2 separate regions of the Homo sapiens genome follow, and region 2 is linked to region 1. A link is a contact called in ENCODE POLR2A ChIA-PET data. All regions are on one chromosome and are shown on one strand. The core of a region is the stretch at or near the end of the contact, and the rest is flanking DNA. Distances in the headings are between cores, read along the strand shown. Region 1 holds the start of FBXO33 (F-box protein 33). Region 2 holds the start of PPM1A (protein phosphatase, Mg2+/Mn2+ dependent 1A).

What was found. ChIA-PET counts read pairs that join two places held with the same protein, here RNA polymerase II (POLR2A).
Region 2: POLR2A ChIA-PET joins it to region 1 with 11 read pairs in CD4-positive, alpha-beta T cell. The contact joins the promoter of PPM1A here to the promoter of FBXO33 in region 1. POLR2A ChIA-PET finds 5 or more read pairs at or near these places in 3 of 52 experiments (CD4-positive, alpha-beta T cell, CD4-positive, alpha-beta memory T cell and CD8-positive, alpha-beta T cell).

What each region holds. Positions count from the first base shown.
Region 1 is chr14:39,429,443-39,434,800 of GRCh38, forward strand. It overlaps FBXO33 (F-box protein 33), which reads right to left and starts at 2,991. Exons shown (of 4, transcript NM_203301.4): 1 at 2,122-2,991. The coding sequence starts at 2,720. It overlaps LOC105370461 (a long non-coding RNA gene), which reads left to right and starts at 2,997. Exons shown (of 8, transcript XR_007064121.1): 1 at 2,997-3,077. RefSeq lists silencers at 1,980-2,109, 2,550-2,679, 3,420-3,589 and an enhancer at 2,780-3,029.
Region 2 is chr14:60,246,304-60,251,661 of GRCh38, forward strand. PPM1A (protein phosphatase, Mg2+/Mn2+ dependent 1A) reads left to right here and starts at 2,918. Exons shown (of 6, transcript NM_021003.5): 1 at 2,918-3,374. RefSeq lists enhancers at 1,472-1,721, 2,264-2,992, 2,302-2,351, 2,412-2,761 and silencers at 2,862-2,961, 3,162-3,901.

The DNA.
Region 1 (5,358 bases), core at 1,741-4,240:
GATAAACAATGTGGTTTAAAACATTTTCAGATTTGTTAAAATTTAAAGGAAACTAGTCTTATTTATGGATTTAATATTCATATTAACTTTTCCAATATCACAGAGTATCTCAAAACACTTTCAACAGTAAAGATGAGATTAACTTATTTCCAAAAACCCTTTGATGTATCATTAGTACAAACAACATGCAATTACACTACATTTTGAGACAAACAGAATGAATATGCTACCAAAGCAGCATGACATACAACACCATGCTAATAGTAGATGACAAGCAAACCTTAAAATTAGGGATGACGGGTGTGATGTTTTTGCATAGAAGTGATAGCTGACCCAGAAGGGCAGGCATCGGTGGCCTTATAGAGAAGCAGATTGGGATGCTAATAAAAATTGTAGGGGTAAGGAAGAGAAGGACAGGAGAATTAAGCTACAAAGCAAAGATGTGAAATATCTCCATTTTGCCTGTATGTTATCCACCCATCCAACCAACCAGTTATTAAAATACTTAAAAGGAACTAGACACTTATCAAGTCTTGTTCTTACTTGGGTCAAAGGCACATACAGTGTTTGCATGGTTGCATAAAAGTGCAATTTGATCTCAGTACAGAAAAATCTAATTGGTACTCACTCATTGAATTCACCCTCAACCTTGGTCTCATTAGTAAGTGCTCACTGACTGAAACTTTGCAACTTTTGGGTCAGTTGGTCCTCTAGCCATACATTCAACTCTGAGAAAGTCTCTAACCTAATCTGTTTTTAGCTTCAATGGCCTCTCCTGCCAGATAAAACCAAAGTAAGGAAATAGAATGTCTTGCGAAAAGCTGTGGAAACGCACAGGCAACTGGAATAATGGAGCCATATCCCAGATACAACTTGGAGCTATAACTTATCTCTTGACTTCTAAATTAAGACACAGATTAATGGCGCATACATATATATATATAACCTTATATCTATATATATCTCCTAGCATTAAACCAGGGACTGCTCTCAACCTTGTTCAACATAATGTTCAGTATATTTACTGCAAAAGGACACGCTTTCGGAGAAAAACAATGCCGTACAGCAATGTGCAAATCACTTGATCCTATAAAGGGTCAGTTTCCTTTCTGTAAAACAGGGTTATTTATCATTACCCTGCCTCATAGTGCCACTGAGAGGCTCAAACAACACAGTGAATGTGAAACTGCTGAAGTATTTTTACTATGTAAGGTGCTCCTTTTGTGAACGTCTAAACTTTCTTCTAATAAGAGCTTTACTGTAAGGTTCTTTAGAATATCCATATAAAGAAGATCTAAATTAATAGGGTTTTGGAGGTGGCGATGGAGAAAAATGATGATTGGGAGGGATACTGGGTCAGAATATAAGGCGTTAGTTCTGGAATTACAGTGAAGTCCTGATGCAAAACCAGAACAGTTATGTGCTTACCCTCTGCAGACCCTGGCCAACTCCCTCGCTGCCCGCCCGCCTCCTCCGCCCGACTGTTACTTTTAGGTGAACTACTGGGGAGAAGTTGAGTGTGGTGGTGTATGGGGAGGGACTTTCAACCCTGAAGATCAACTTCTTCCCCAATCCCTTTAACAAACACTCCTCCTCCTCTTCGGGCCTTGTTCAGTTAGCCGAAACTATTTCTGGTAAGAAAATGGCTGTTACAAAATTTCTTTTAGGCAGCGTCCTATGAGTACCTACTCCTTCCCTCACCATGAACTATTTCTAACAGATTCAGAGTCAGAAAATCGTGTTATGTGTATGTTTTGTTTCTTCCAAGGCTCACCCACAGGCCTCACCCTCCCAGTCTTAACGCTCCCATATATAAAATGAAAAGTGACAGCGCCTGTCAGCTCCATCCCACGGCCACCAAGAGGATGAATGAGTGCCTGGAAGGCGCCAGAAGTGGTGTCTGTTAAACACCCCGTCCACCACTGTTTATAAAGTATCGTGATGAGTCCCGTTATGCCTTTCCGCTCAAGGAAACCGCCTAGTTAGAACCAACACTCTCCGTCACTGAGGAAGGCAACACTGAAGTTGGCCGGGCACGTATTATGCACAGAATCTGTGTCGGGGTGCGGGGACGGAGCGACCCCCCGTTACCGGGCGGGGCGGGGCTCAGGGCAAGCCTACCTGTTGTTCCGGATGCTGACCAGCACGCAAAGCACCAGCTCCAAGTAGGTGCGCAGCACTTCCAGCCAACGAGCTGAGAGCTGCAGGGCCTCGACTTCCTCCCCTCCAGTCCCGGTGTCCGCGCCACCTCCGTCCCCTGGGCCACCGCCGCTCAGATAGTTCTCGGCGGCGAATTCAACACGCAGCTCTCGCACGAACCAGCCGCACTTGCGCATGAGGAATTCCAGCCGAGGCTGCTCCGCGGGCGAGACGCGGAGGCAGATGCGGAGCTGGGGCCACAGGGCCGGATAGAAGAGGCACTCACGCCAGTGCGAGCAGGAGGCCGAGGCCCGCAGCCGGTCGGGCGCCGGCAGAAAAGAGAAGATGTGCACGATCAGCTCGCTGGGCAGCGACGCAGCGCCCGCCGCCTGCCCGCACAGAGCCATCCGGCCCCGCCGCCGGCTGCCGGCTCCCGGCCGCCCCCGCAGTACCCGGAGCAGCCCCCGCAGCCGTCGCAGCTGCTGCAGCCGCAGCCGCCGCCACCGCGCCACCCGGGCGGCCCCGGCTCGGGTTCGAGCTCCCGGCGGTCGGGGCTGCGGCACTGACAAGAACAACAACATCAATGACTAGGAAGAAGGGGGCGGAACCGTCGTGGGTCTCGGCGGAACCAAGTAGAACACAAGTTGTGGAGAGGGGGAAAGGCCTCTGCGGGCGTGGCCTGCCGGGAGCCAGCCTCTGTCTTCTCAAACTCTACTCACGTGCGTCCGAGGCCGGCACACTGAGTAACTGCACTGCCCTCGCTCGTAAACTTCAGCGGCCCGGAAGCCTCAAGGCGTACTGTAAGGAAAAGGCAGCCCTCCCTGCGCCGGTCGGCAGAGACAGAGAAGTGGTAGGAGCTGAGTTTGACGTCGCCGCTGGTGGGAGGAGTCCGGCGCGCACCGGCGCGACTTCCGGAAGAGGGGAGCGCCCGATTGCCTGTAGGGACGGGAGGCGCGGCACGTGATCTCTGACGCACGCAGGCCGCGGGGCGGGGCGGGGCTGGGCGGGGCGGGGCGGGGCGGGGCTGGGCGGGACTGGAACCGGCACTTGGCACCCCTTACGCCTTACGGTGGCCGCTGCGCCCAGTCACATCTGTAAGTCGGTTAATTTTGGCGCTCGGTCGATGGAGGTGGCGGTACTCTGGTTTAGTGCGAAAGGTCGTCACGCTTCTTTGTAAAACGTTTCTCAGTTTGGGCTGAGGACCCTGAGCCAAAGTGGCGGCATGCAGGGTCTTTCTCAGCCATCCCACCTGCCCAGAGTAGGGTTAAGAATTCCTGAGATTGCGCCGCTGAGAGGGAGCTGGCGGACGGGCGGGCTAACCCCGGCGGGCTGTGCCGGGAGGGGCGGTGTGGGGCGTGGCGGAGGCCGCGAATGGACCTGCCCCCTCGGTCCAACCACGCAGGTGGACTTCCGCGCACTCGCTGGTGTGTGGGGAAGCAGTGAGGACAGCGTCACCCTTTGGATTCAGAGGGAGAGAAAAAAATTGGCAAAGGGATCTGAGATCCGCAGGTTGTGACCAGCCTCTTCTCCAGGGCTTGAGGAAGGGTCTCTTTTCCCTGTGCTGAGATTTAAGGCTCTCGTTGAAAAGTTCACAGTAATGACAGAGCTTTGATTTTTTTTCTTTCTTCTTCTTCTTTTTTTGCCTGGTATCCCTAACTTAGATTTTCCAAACCATGTCCCTAACTTCACCACAGCCTACTGCAAAGTAAACTCTGGTTGCAAAGAGTGGTGAAGTCAGAAAAGATTAAGTGACTTTATGTAATAATCGAGGGTTGCTTTAGGGAGGCTGCCTCTTTATGTAATAATTGAGAGTTGCTTTAGGGAGGCTGTGATGTTGGAATAGCATCGTTCTTTTGTGGTAAACACCAAGACTTTTTGGACTTTTTTTTTTTTTTTTGGTTTTAAGGAGCGGAGAATTTAATAGGCAAGAAAGAAGGAAGAAGGCTGAAGGAAGAAGCTCCCCACTACAGAGACAGACGGAGGGGGCTCCCAAGACGAAAGAGGAGACCCCCATTCTAGATGTTCTTAACCCTTTGAGGGCAAAGCTCTCCGTTTAATGCCTTGCACATATCAGGTTGCCAACAACATGGTGTGGTTTATCAATTGTGATAGGTTACTTATTCGAGCCCCTGTTTACAAGAGTTTTAGGTAATTATACCTTATTAATTTTAATGAACTCTTAGAGGGCGACCCCAGTCGTGGGTTCGGCAGGATGAAACACTACCCATTTACCAGTTTACAGACATTTAGGTCGTTTCGAGTTATGAATAATGCTGTGAACATTCATGTGCAAGTCTTTATGTGGACGTATGTTTTAATTTGTCTTGGGTAGATACCTAGGAATGAAAGTGATGGGTCGTAGGGTAGTTCTATGTATAACTTTTTGAGAAACGGAAACTTTTTCCAAAGTGGCTGCATCATTTTTCATTCCCACCAGCCATGTATGAGGGTTTCCAGTTCTCTGACTTTTTTTTTTTTAATATTCTAGAAATGCACTGTAATTTGAGATTGATATTTTTTTCTTAGCATTTTGCTAGCAACAAGCTACCATCTTGGAGATCATTAATAATTAGTCTTTAATTATTAGGAATGGTTCCTGAGTAAAATGAAAATATGTCAGTCTGCCATAAATGAAATTCATTATTTTAGAATTTCAAACTTTCTTCTTAAATGAAGTGTGGTAGGAATCCTATTTTAACAACTGTAAGCTAAAGAATTAGCTGTGAATCTTGCCCAGTTTCAATAATAAATCAGTGAATTCCAATGGTTGCACAAAATTTATCTTATCAGGCCAATATATTTACTATTAATTAAATGTATATTGAGTATGTATATTTAGCATGTTAAGTGAGTTAGATTCTTTTGACATATATTCTATACTGCTAAAATAAAATTGACTCATATAGGACAGAATGGAATTACATTTTGTGAAGTTATAAAATCTGAGCTATGATTCAGAGTGTGGGAGGAAGTACTGACGTTATGAAGCTCATAAGTACCTAGTAGTACTAAGCTCCAGGTTCCAAAAGTGGCATATTGTCACTATAGCAACCACCATGCTTATTTGGATTTGAAACCCAGGCAACGAATGGTGGATAGGACTATAATATTAAGGTAGGTATCTGCTCTGGTGGATTGATATGCCTGCCTGTTGATAGTCAATGGTCTGTTCTGTTTTTCTTGTTATACTCATGGTTAATTCTTTTAGAGATAAATTAA
Region 2 (5,358 bases), core at 1,668-4,167, about 21 Mb after region 1:
GTATTGCTGATCAGATTAAGCTTTAGACTCCACACTACAGCCCCTGTCCTCACCCCAAGCCTCCCAATTACTAGGCTATCAACACACACTAAATTCAGGACTTTAAAGCCAATCTTGTAGATAATCTTTTTCTTTGTTAATTGAAATATAAACAGATTTCCAAAGCAGAGCAGGATAGTTTTATAATATACCTATAAAAATTACTAAAATGTCATCATCATGGCAATATATTCCCACTAAAATCTTACTGTGAACATCCCAAATATGTGTAGAGGCCCGGCAAAGTCTTACAGTTCAGAAGAGAACTTTCAATCCTCTTTTTTCAATGTTATTTTCCCCTTCTATCTGTCCCCCCTTCTTAGCATAAGGTTTAATAAAAGGGGATATGATGATATTAAACATATTTAATCAGACAATATTGATATCTTTTTAAAATATTAATCTTATAACCCATGAGTTTCCTAGTTCATACCAAAATGTCCCTGCAAGCTGTATTCAGAAATAAATAGTAGGAAGGTGCTGCTTTATCGGCAGTCTGTACAATGCGTAGACTCCTTAAAAATTTCTTTCTGTTCATATTTTCTATTTCTCTCCCTCTTCTTCTACAATTGACCCAGATTCTCCAAGTGCAGAACAGAGAGAAGAAAGGTGTGGAAGCCTAAAGGAAGGAAGCAGAAAGATAGGCAGGCATTTCAAGTTTTCTATGGTCCACTACCGTCACTAGTGACCCAGCTTCTGCTTATAAATAAGAAAATTTGTCTTTTAAGAGCACTCTAAATGGTTGCCATATGAGCTTTTGTAGTTCAGAATGTTAATGAGTCCACCAGCATGCTACTCATGCTGTTACTTGCCTGGAGTATTAAGGATTCCAAGAAGGTAGCGTTTCAAAGATCTCTGATCTAATTTCTTTTTTTGGGGGGTCGGGGAGATATGTGGAGAATTAGGAAATGTATCCTCAGATGATACTGAGACCAAATGCATAGTGAATTTTATTTTTATTTTGTATATGTGGAAATGATCCACGATCATCTTCTAAGGAATTCTGGCCGGGAACAGTGGCTCACGACTGTAATCCCAGCACTTTGGGAGGCCGAGGAGGGTGGATCACGAGGTCAGGAAACCGAGACCATCCTGGCCAACACGGTGAAACCCTGTCTGAACTAAAAATACAAAAAAATTAGCCAGGCGTGGTGGCAGGCGCCTGTAGTCCCAGCTACTCGGGAGGCTGAGGCAGGAGAATGGCATGAACCCGGGAGGCGGAGCTTGCAGTGAGCCGAGATTGTGCCACTGTACTAGCCTGGATGAAAGAGCGAGACTCTGTCTCAAAAAAAAAAAAAAAAAAAAAAAAAAAAGTGAAGGAAACAGAACCTTCCCCAAAGTCATGTTGAGAAAATTAGAGATGGCTTTTTACAACTTTAAAAGCAGCAGCTAAATATTTGCTGAATGCCAGAAAGAATAAATAGGTTGCTTTTGATCTAAGAGTTGGGGCAACAAAATGGTTTAGGAGATAGAAAGTAGTAGGGTGCAAATTGCTATAGTGAGCTCCTCAAGTAAAATAGAGAGGCCTTCAACATAAATTTACCTTTTTTACTGGCCAGAACTCAATTTGGCCAGTAAAAGAACCTGCCTTCTACAATGAAGTCTTTGGTTTGTGTGTGCATCAGAACATCTTTTAAAAATACGGACTTTTCTTCTAACTTCTTTTCCTGCGAATGTGGTGTAGGTCAAATTCGTGAACTGGTTAAGCCGCTGACAAGAGAGGGAAGGGCACCCCAGCCAATGGGAACCCGTGCTGGTGATGTACTGCTCCTAGGCTGCGATTCATTGGCTGCCTAGGGTTTGTCATTCTATCCCCGGCGTCTGCAAGCAGCGTGGGTCGGGTTTTCCAGCTAGCTAAACTGGATTTTGGCCGCTGGCACGTGCAGTTTCTATTAACTTTAGCTCATCTCTACCTCTTAATAGAAGCAGCTGTTATGTTTCTGATTATTCTCCTGATTTTGAAAAATCCTGTTCCCTTAACCTACCTCATTGGAGGTCGTTGGAGGTCCCCTGGGACAGAACCACGTGATTATCTAACATGTGCAAATAAATACAATGTGGAATCCCCTGAACTATAGAGGGAAAACCTGCCAGAAACTCAGAGCATGTGCCCCGTGCGTGAATCAGTTGCACTCGCACATTGGTGGGCGGTGGTAGCGTGCTTGTGTCTCTGCCCTTTGGGTCGCGAGGTGTGTGGCCGTGGCACCTGCTTGGGCTTCCTGGGGTCACTGGGAGAGGAAGGCTCTGGAGGAGTGGGACTCTGGGGTAGGGGGGTCTGGCAGCTGCCTGGGACCCACCATGGGTTCGAAGGGCAGCGGCCAGACCGCGACGGCGCCCAAGAAGGGTGGACAGCTTCGGGTCTGTGCTCGGGGCTGCGTGTACACCATCTTCGCAGGGAGTGGGGTTTGTATCTGCAGGCAGGTAGAAGAGCCAGGGCTCCGGGCGCGGACGCCGTAGGGGTAGCTTCCGAGTCCCTACTTGGCCAAGGGCCGGCACGGAGGGGCTGTCGATCTACTGGGCACCTAATAGCCGCACATTCTGTCCAGTCCCTGGCGCCGGAACGTGAAGGCCCGGGTCCTGGCTGCTATCCGGGATCCGGACGCTCCCTTCGGCTTCGGCCTGGTGCTCCAGGCCGTAAGGCAAAGGCGGCGGCAGCAGCAGCGGCAGAGAAAGAAGCTGGGTAAGGCAGTGACGTCATCTGTGGCGGCCCCTCCCCCGCCCGCCAGCCCTCACCGCAGTTCCTGCCCAACGACATCCGGGTCTCTGTAGCTGCGCGCCGCGCCGCAGCTGTAGCGGCGGCGGAGCCAGCGGGGCGGGGCGAGCGGAGGGGTGGGGGAGGGGCGACGCGGTCGTGAGCGCGCCTGCGCGGGGCCGCGCTAGAGGCGGCGGCGGCGGCGGTGGCGGCGCTAGGGACGGGAGCGCGCGCGGGAGCTAGAGAGCAGTGGTCTCGGCGCTCGTCCGGCCCGCAGCTTCGGGTCCTCAGGCGGCTGTTGCTCCGGAACGGGTGGTTGGGGAGGGGGGGGTGGGGGGACTCTAGACAGCTGAGGCGCGAAAGCGATGAGTCCTCGGCTCTTCCTCCTCCTTCTCCGGGACCCGCTCTCTGCCTCCCTCTCCAACGCCCGGATGATCTGAGCCGCGAGGGCGCCGACAGCCGGGGGCCCGGACGCAGCCCGGCTCCTCCCCTCCTCCGCCCCTTCCCCAGCCTGACCTGGCCCGCCGCTGCAGCGGTGACCCCTCCCCCGGCTGCCGCCGTCGCCGCCGCGGTGACCCCCTCCCCGGCTGCCGCCGCCGCCGCCTCGGCCGACCAGGGACCTGCCCGCCTGCGGCTGCTCCGGGTAAGTGCGGCGCTCGGGCCGACGGCGGGCTGGCGGGCGGTGCGGGCCTGCGCGGCGGCGGCGGCGGGCAGGCCTGGGGCCTGTAAACAAGCCGGGCGTCTGCCCGGGCGCTCCCGGGAGGAGACGCGACAACTCCACCCCCTGGCCGGCCTCCTCCCCCGAGCCGGGCGGCGGACGGCGAGGGGTTAACGCTCGGCGAGGGCGGTGGCGGGGAGGCGGGGGCGGGGTGTTAGTTGCGGTGGCGCGGGGAGGGGGCGCGACCCTCTGGCCGTCCGCGGCCGAGATGGGTGTTTGTGGCGGCGAAGCAGGCGACGGCCGCAGGCCGGCCTGGCCGGAGAGCGGCCTGCAGAACTTTTCCCGAGCGGGGAGGGGGCGTCCCCGCGCCCCCACCCGCTCGGGCGCGCCGCCCCGGCTGTCCTGGGCTTCAGCCCCTGGGAGGGAGGCGGGGAGACTTCCTTTGAACCGGGCTTAGCCTCGAAAAACCTAATTCTGTAGAAATTGCTTAAGGTTTTACAGGGGGCAGGGCTGAGAGACTCCTTCAGAACTCAAGTCAGTGAGTGATGCCTCTAGTTCATTCATTATTAAGGCATCGAACAAATCCATTGAAGTAAATTCCGATTTCTTATCCTTTTAACTACGTAAATCGGGTAAAACTTCTTGATGTTAGAGCTTGGTTGAGGTATGGTTCTGTTCTGCTTGTAGATTTTAAATAAACTTGGAGCCTTTTCTTGAAAGACAGCTGGCTGTGGAGAGCCTTCTACCAACTGCAGTTTTAGATACGTTTTGAAAATTTCATCACCTGAGGTATTTTTCTTCTCTCCTGAAACACCACATGGTACAAATCCACAAAAGTCATGCTTCAGTTGTCCAAGCCATGGGATCTGTGTGCTAGCCCCACCTCCCCGCAAGTTTCCTGCTCATTGGAATAATGAGCTGAATGTGTTTTAAGAAGTGGTTGGAAGAGTATGAGAGATAGGTATCATTTTCTCAAAGGAAATGATTTTGACATTATTGAGAGAAATTAGACATTTTAACAATTGTTTTGTAAAACAGTCTTTTCAAACTTGCACGTTGGGGTTTTAAACACAACCACTTTACATGTGTTGCGCTCCGAAAAGTGGAGGGATTTGTTGAAACACTACTCTGCTGAGACTTAGGGTTCCAGAGCACTTGGGAATTTAGCATAGCTTGGTCCCCAACTCTCTTTGAAACACTTTACTTTTATACTTTTATCTTGCTACATATTGGGCCTTTTCCAAAGATTGTATTTCTGTAACTCCTTATTTTACAAATGAGAAAATTGAAAATAAGGAGATTCTCTATTCTTAGATGCTGCTTTTACTGACTTAATGCTTTCTTTACCAATAAATAATTTGAAGCACAAAGTAACATTTCCTAGTGTTATAGTTTTGTTCTTGTTATGTGTAACTTATATGTATCTGATTAAACTTTCAGTCATGTAAGGATGATTACTTTTAACCTGGAAGTTTACAGCAGTACCACATTATTGAAACTATAATGAACTTCCTGCACATGGCAGTTGCCTAAGACATTTTAATTTGATATCATAAAACATTTTTAGATCGGTGAAGTAATTATATTATGGGAAAGGTGTATTAAGACTGATAATGTTTGAAGTTAACTACCTCAATTATATTTGAGAAATAATAGTCATCAAATTGCTTTTTATTTGGCTTGTATCTTTTTATGTATTTTGTGTACATATTGTATCTTTTTACATGAGGGGCTGAGGTATATGACCTGTTGAAGGGAACAGTGCAGTAGGAGACAAGGATTGTTTAGTCATGGCTGTGCTCCAAAATATCTGTGTCCATGGACAAGTCCTTTAACCTTTTGAGTTTCAGCTTCCAAATCAGTAAAGCCAGTTGGGCAGATTATATTATCACATGTACTGTCCAGTTACTACATTTAAAAATTTTTTTTTATCAATATTGTGTGTCTAGTCAACATACCGTTGCCAAAT